Linked DNA regions of Homo sapiens: region 2 is linked to region 1. A link is a loop called in an ENCODE intact Hi-C map of the cell type or tissue named here. Cell type or tissue: chondrocyte. All regions are shown on one strand.

Evidence for each region. A loop is a pair of places that touch in the nucleus more often than their neighbours do. Peaks named below come from ENCODE experiments on the same cell type or tissue, not always from the same donor. Only the 100,000 strongest peaks of a DNase experiment are listed, where the experiment ranks them.
Region 2: it touches region 1 in a loop (4-fold over the local background); 2 of 110 quality-filtered maps call a loop at or near these places.

The regions. Positions count from the first base shown.
Region 1 is chr1:53,736,860-53,739,359 of GRCh38, reverse strand. It overlaps GLIS1 (GLIS family zinc finger 1), which reads left to right and starts at 196. Exons shown (of 11, transcript NM_001367484.1): 1 at 196-255; 2 at 1,254-1,554. The coding sequence starts at 1,296. RefSeq lists silencers at 1-196, 207-376 and an enhancer at 62-780. In chondrocyte, no CTCF peak of the experiment used is centred here; DNase peaks (open chromatin) are centred at 39, 495 and 1,545.
Region 2 is chr1:53,509,676-53,512,175 of GRCh38, reverse strand. It overlaps GLIS1 (GLIS family zinc finger 1), which reads left to right. Exons shown (of 11, transcript NM_001367484.1): 9 at 2,149-2,327. Among named protein-coding and RNA genes, the nearest start is that of DMRTB1, 52 kb to the right of the region's middle. In chondrocyte, CTCF peaks have their summits at 31 and 977; no DNase peak of the experiment used is centred here.

The DNA.
Region 1 (2,500 bases):
CCCCGCGTCGGGCCCCGCCCAGACCCCCAGGGGGGGATGCCCCGCCCTCGCGCCGCGATTGGCCTGAGCCGGGCGGCCGCGGCCAGCCAGTGGCTGGAGCGGCTGTTGGGCAGACGCGGGCCCGCCCCCGTCCCCCGGGGAACCGCCCCGCAGGACGCGGCGGCGGCGGCGGCGGCTGCGGCGGCTGCGGGGGCTGCTGCGCCAGTGGAGGCGCGCCGAGCCGGGCGCCCAGCGATCTGCAGCTGCCGCTGCGAGGTGAGAGGGGGCGCGGCCCGCGGCCGAGGGAGGGGCGTGTGCGGGGCCCGAGATCCGAGGCTGGCGTCCCGGCGACGCTCGAACCCCGGCAGCTTGGGGATGGCGCAGGGAGCGCGGAGGGGAACGGAGAGTTTGGGGGCCCCTGATGGAAGGGCTGAGGGAGGCTCTGTCGCGGCCCCCATCGCACGCGCGTGTGGCGAGAGCGTGGGACTGTGTGGTTGTGCGCTGCTGAGCGTCTGACCAGCGGCAGTGTGGGTGGCGTGTCCGTCCCCGGGCGTGCCTCGGCGGGTGTGCGGGTGTGTGGCGGCGGCCGCGTGGGCATTGCCCACTGTGCCGGTTTGCGCGCGCGACGGGCTCGATTCCTCCGCTGCGCATAGGAATGTGGGTGTCCCGGCTGCGCGTGATGGGTTCGCGTCGCAGGATTCAGCGCCCAGCTTGGGACTCCTGTTTTCCAGGTTCGGGTGGTCGCGGGTGAGTCTCTGGGGGTTTCCCTCGGGCCTTTGGGTTCGGGTCCCCAGCTTCTGCGCGCAGCTCGGCCCCGGAGAGTCGACGAAGCGCGCAGCCCGTGACCTACCCGGAGCCGTCTCCGGGGCTTCGCCCGAGCCCTGCTCTGGGAATCCTCGTTGCCGCCGGCTCCGTGTTCCACTGGGGGACGCGGAACAGGCGCCTTACCCGCTCCAGGCCTCAGTTTCACCATTCGTGCAAAGGAGGCTGGTTTCGGTGGAGGAGGATTTGGGTGGGACTTCGCGGTAATGCGCCGCGGCGCGGGGGCCTGGGGTCCTCCCCACACCAGGGAAGGGCGAACCGCTCCTGAGCGAGGGGGCTTTTGCGTGGAATCAGGTGGGTTTGACCTCTGATTGGGCTAGGTGTCGTGGTGCTAACCTATGTTAAAGACGCGCAATCCACCGAAGGGGCAGTGACCTGCTCAAACTCGGCCCCGGGACAATACGGGGGCCGCTTTCCGCATTCTAACTGGCTGTGCTGTCTCCCCTCCCCAGGAGCCCGGCGCGACCCCCAGCCGTGCGCCCCGCCCCGGCGCCATGCATTGCGAGGTGGCTGAGGCACACTCGGACAAGAGGCCTAAGGAGGCCCCTGGTGCGCCCGGCCCCGACCGCGGCCCCGCCAGCCTCGGCGCGCACATGGCCTTCAGGGTCACCGTGAGTGGCGGCGGCTGCGGGGACAGGGGCCCGCGGGACCTGCTAGCCCGGCCGCCTGCGCCGCCACCGCGCGCCCACGACCTCCTCCGGCCCCGCAGTCCCCGAGACTACGGTCCATCCAAGGCCGCCGCCGCCGGGAAGGGTGAGTTCGGCCCTGCCAACGTGCCTGGCGGCTCCTGTGGAGATTCGGGCTGCCCGGCGTCGCCACCGCGTGCTCGGGAGAGCTTGGTGGAACTTTCTTCGGAGTTCCTCAGTTTCTCTCTTATTGTTTGGGACTAGCTTGTCAGTGTGAAAGTATGCCTGCTTTGCGAAGCATCTAATTTAAATTCAATTAGCCCCGTTTGGGGAAATGTGTTTATAGAAAGCTCTCAGCTTACATAATTTTGCTTCTGTGTGTTTCTGATAAAGCTTGCATAGAAACTTGTCAAAATTTTATTATACATGAGGGCGAATAGCAACGCATATATTGGTATCTGTTTCTGAGCAGCTCAAGGCATAGTTTGAAGTATTTCAATCTCCTCAGCTGACAAAACCCAGAGGCCTTTAGCAAGACCCCTCTCCTTTTGGGACCTCAGTTTCCCCATCTGTCAAGTGAGGAATTAATTAAACCAGATGATTTCTGGATTCCTGATGGAAAATTTTCTGCATCAGCAATCCAGCCTAGTCACGTCCTAACTTAAACATGGCTTTTCTGTACTTGGTGCTTCGGCAGCCTAGTCTTGGGTCACAAGCTCCTTGGCAAGTCCCTTCGTCCCCCAGTGAAGCTGGCCACGGGAAGGTGGGGGTCCCAGTATGGCTTATGGGCTCAAAGTCGGAGATGGTGCTGGGATTTTCAGGAACATGCTCTTCTCATCACAGTTAATTATTATTGAGTCATTATTTATGAGTTTCGTGCTGACAGATAATTAACCAGGAATTGGAGAAATTGTTAAGATGCTGTGTCCTCGTCCTCCCCCCTTTTTTTTTCCCTTAGGGGAAACCAAGGCTTTGGGGTTTGACTATATCTGCATTTGGAACCTCTTGGTTCTCATTCCAGATGATTCTCAAGGAAGACAAAAACAGTTTGGGTTTTACGGTTATAGGCATCA
Region 2 (2,500 bases), 230 kb after region 1:
CTGCTGTGGAGAGAGTTGTGTTCTGTTTAATTTCACCAGCTGTGAAGGTGGCAAATGTGAATTTATGGTGGAGTGAGACAGGAAAAACAAACTTTTGAAAACACATGTTTTTTCCCCTTCATATCTGGTTCATCTTAATCCTGCAATGCTGTTAATCTCTGGGATTTGCAACTGAGAGATTCAGAAACTCATTTATTAGTGTCATTGGTTTTTCACTGTGTGCCATGCCCAGCGCTGGGCACCGGGTGACCGAGAAGGGCCAAGACCTGGCCCTCCCTACAGGGGCTTCAGGAAACCAGGGGAGGGCTGGGTTGTGGGTGCCCAGATGGGATGGGGATAAGGCAGCCACCACACAGCAGGCCTGCAGGAAGGAGGAGCCACTCTCCGGCCAGGCCCCAGCCCAGCTTCAGCCAGAACTGGTCATGAGAACACACAGCTCGTGCACAGCTGTCCACGGTTTCTAGTGCATAGAGGAAGACGCTGTCCCACTTGATCACCCCACAAGACAGGCCTAAAAATAATGATGATGATAATGATAATTTATTCCTGGAGGTGTGATGAGGATTCGTCTCATGAACTTAAAACAGTGACAGGGACCCACAGTGTATCAGTGGCCGGGCCAGGGACCCAGCACCGAGGCCCTGCTTCCCCTGTCCTCAGCGAGCTCACAGTGACGGGGGCCCCACACGTGTGGATGATGACAGCAGACTGGAGGGGCAGTGGAGGGGCTGCCAACGTTGGAGGGAGCAGAGAGGAACTTGGCACAGCACAGATGCGGAGACCCCAGCCTCTCTCCAAATCTGCTTTCCCCATTTCCAGATAGCCCTGCTTCCTTCAGAGAGGCACTGATCTGTTTGTCAATACTTGGTGTCTCAGAGGGTGGGCAAGGGTCACGAGGTCACCTGGAGCTGTGACATTGAATTCGCTGTATATTTTAATGTGGATGGTCCAACAAGCCACAAATCCAGACAAGAAAATGGGGACTCCGAGCTCTCACTATCTCCCTCTTTCTGCCATGTACATAAATGCTTTACAGGCTGGGAGCCTTCAGCCTTGTCCCCAGAGCCCCCAAGCCATTGATCCCAAAGTCATTTTAGCCCCTGTGAACGGGGCCCAGGGGCTTAGGAAGGTAGCATGAGAAGGGAACCTGGCCTGCAGCATCCTGTGGTCCAGGTAGTGGGCCCTCGGGCTGGGCTGGGCTCAGGGCACCTGTGCTGCTCTCAGCCACTGCAGTCTTGTTTCAGAACATGAGTTTCCAGAGTGCACAGTCTAGAGCCTGCATCCCCCTCAGGCTCTGTATGAAGGCAACTGGTGAGCCCCCATCACAGGAGGTATGCAAGTGGAGGAGAGATGGCCAGGGCTGGAAACGGAAGGTTCCTCAGAGTACACTGTGCAGGAAAAAAATGCCGACTTGGCCATGGGACCGACTTGCTAGTTTTTCTTCCCTTCCTCTTCATAATGATGATGATGATTGATGGAGTGGCTAAGAATGTATTGGACATCACACTTTGTCTATATTGCTTTAATGTCACCCTCACCATAACCCCTGAGATGTTGTGTGGCTGGGAGTAACTTGGGCAAAGCTCTCTGAGCCTTGGTTTTCTGGTCTGTGAAAAGGACACAAGAACACCTGTCTCCCAGGACCTGGGGCAAGTCAGGGGCTCAGTGAATGCTGACTGTGAGTGCCATGGGCTGCTCCAGGGCTCCTCGTCCAGGTGGCCAGAGTGGCATGCACGAGGCAGAGAGCCGGGCACCCAGCAGGTAATGAACACTGCAGCGTGCCCGGTGGTGAGCCAGCAGCCCGTCCAGGAAACCAGGGCTCAGAGACATTGAGCAGCTTGCCCAAAATAGTTGGCCAACGGAGCAATTAGGGGTTTGAACACAGTTCTCTCAGCTGGAAAGGTTGTGCCTCTTACCTGTGTTTCTTGCTGACTATCCTAAATACCAGACTCCAAAGCTTACAGGATTGAAAAGTTTGGCTTGAACATGACCAAAAATAAAAGCTCCTCTTCTAACTATTGTAAGTCGGAGCAGGTCAGCTGGTGAGTGGGCTCCCCGTCGCTGGAGGGGTGTAAGCCGCAGCAGCCCTGCCTCTGGCCCCCACCCTCCAGACCCCTGCCTGCTGATGGGCACCTCTGTTCTCTCCAGGTTGGGGCCCGGCCTCCTCTCACCAATAGTCAGCCCCCTGAAGGGGCTGGGGCCACCGCCGCTGCCCCCATCCTCTCAGAGCCATTCTCCGGGGGGCCAGCCCTTCCCCACACTCCCCAGCAAGCCGTCCTACCCACCCTTCCAGAGCCCTCCACCCCCGCCTCTGCCCAGCCCACAAGGTAAGCTCTGGCCAGGGGCCCGCTCCGTATAACCCCCCAATTCCCACTTAGGGACCCCAGAGGAACGAGGAGACAGTGACCTAGTGGGGGAGGCAGGTACTCAGAGAATGACCGGCTGGGCACTGGGGGCTGAGAGAAGCTAGGAGACAGGGGACATAAGAGGCCCAGCTGAG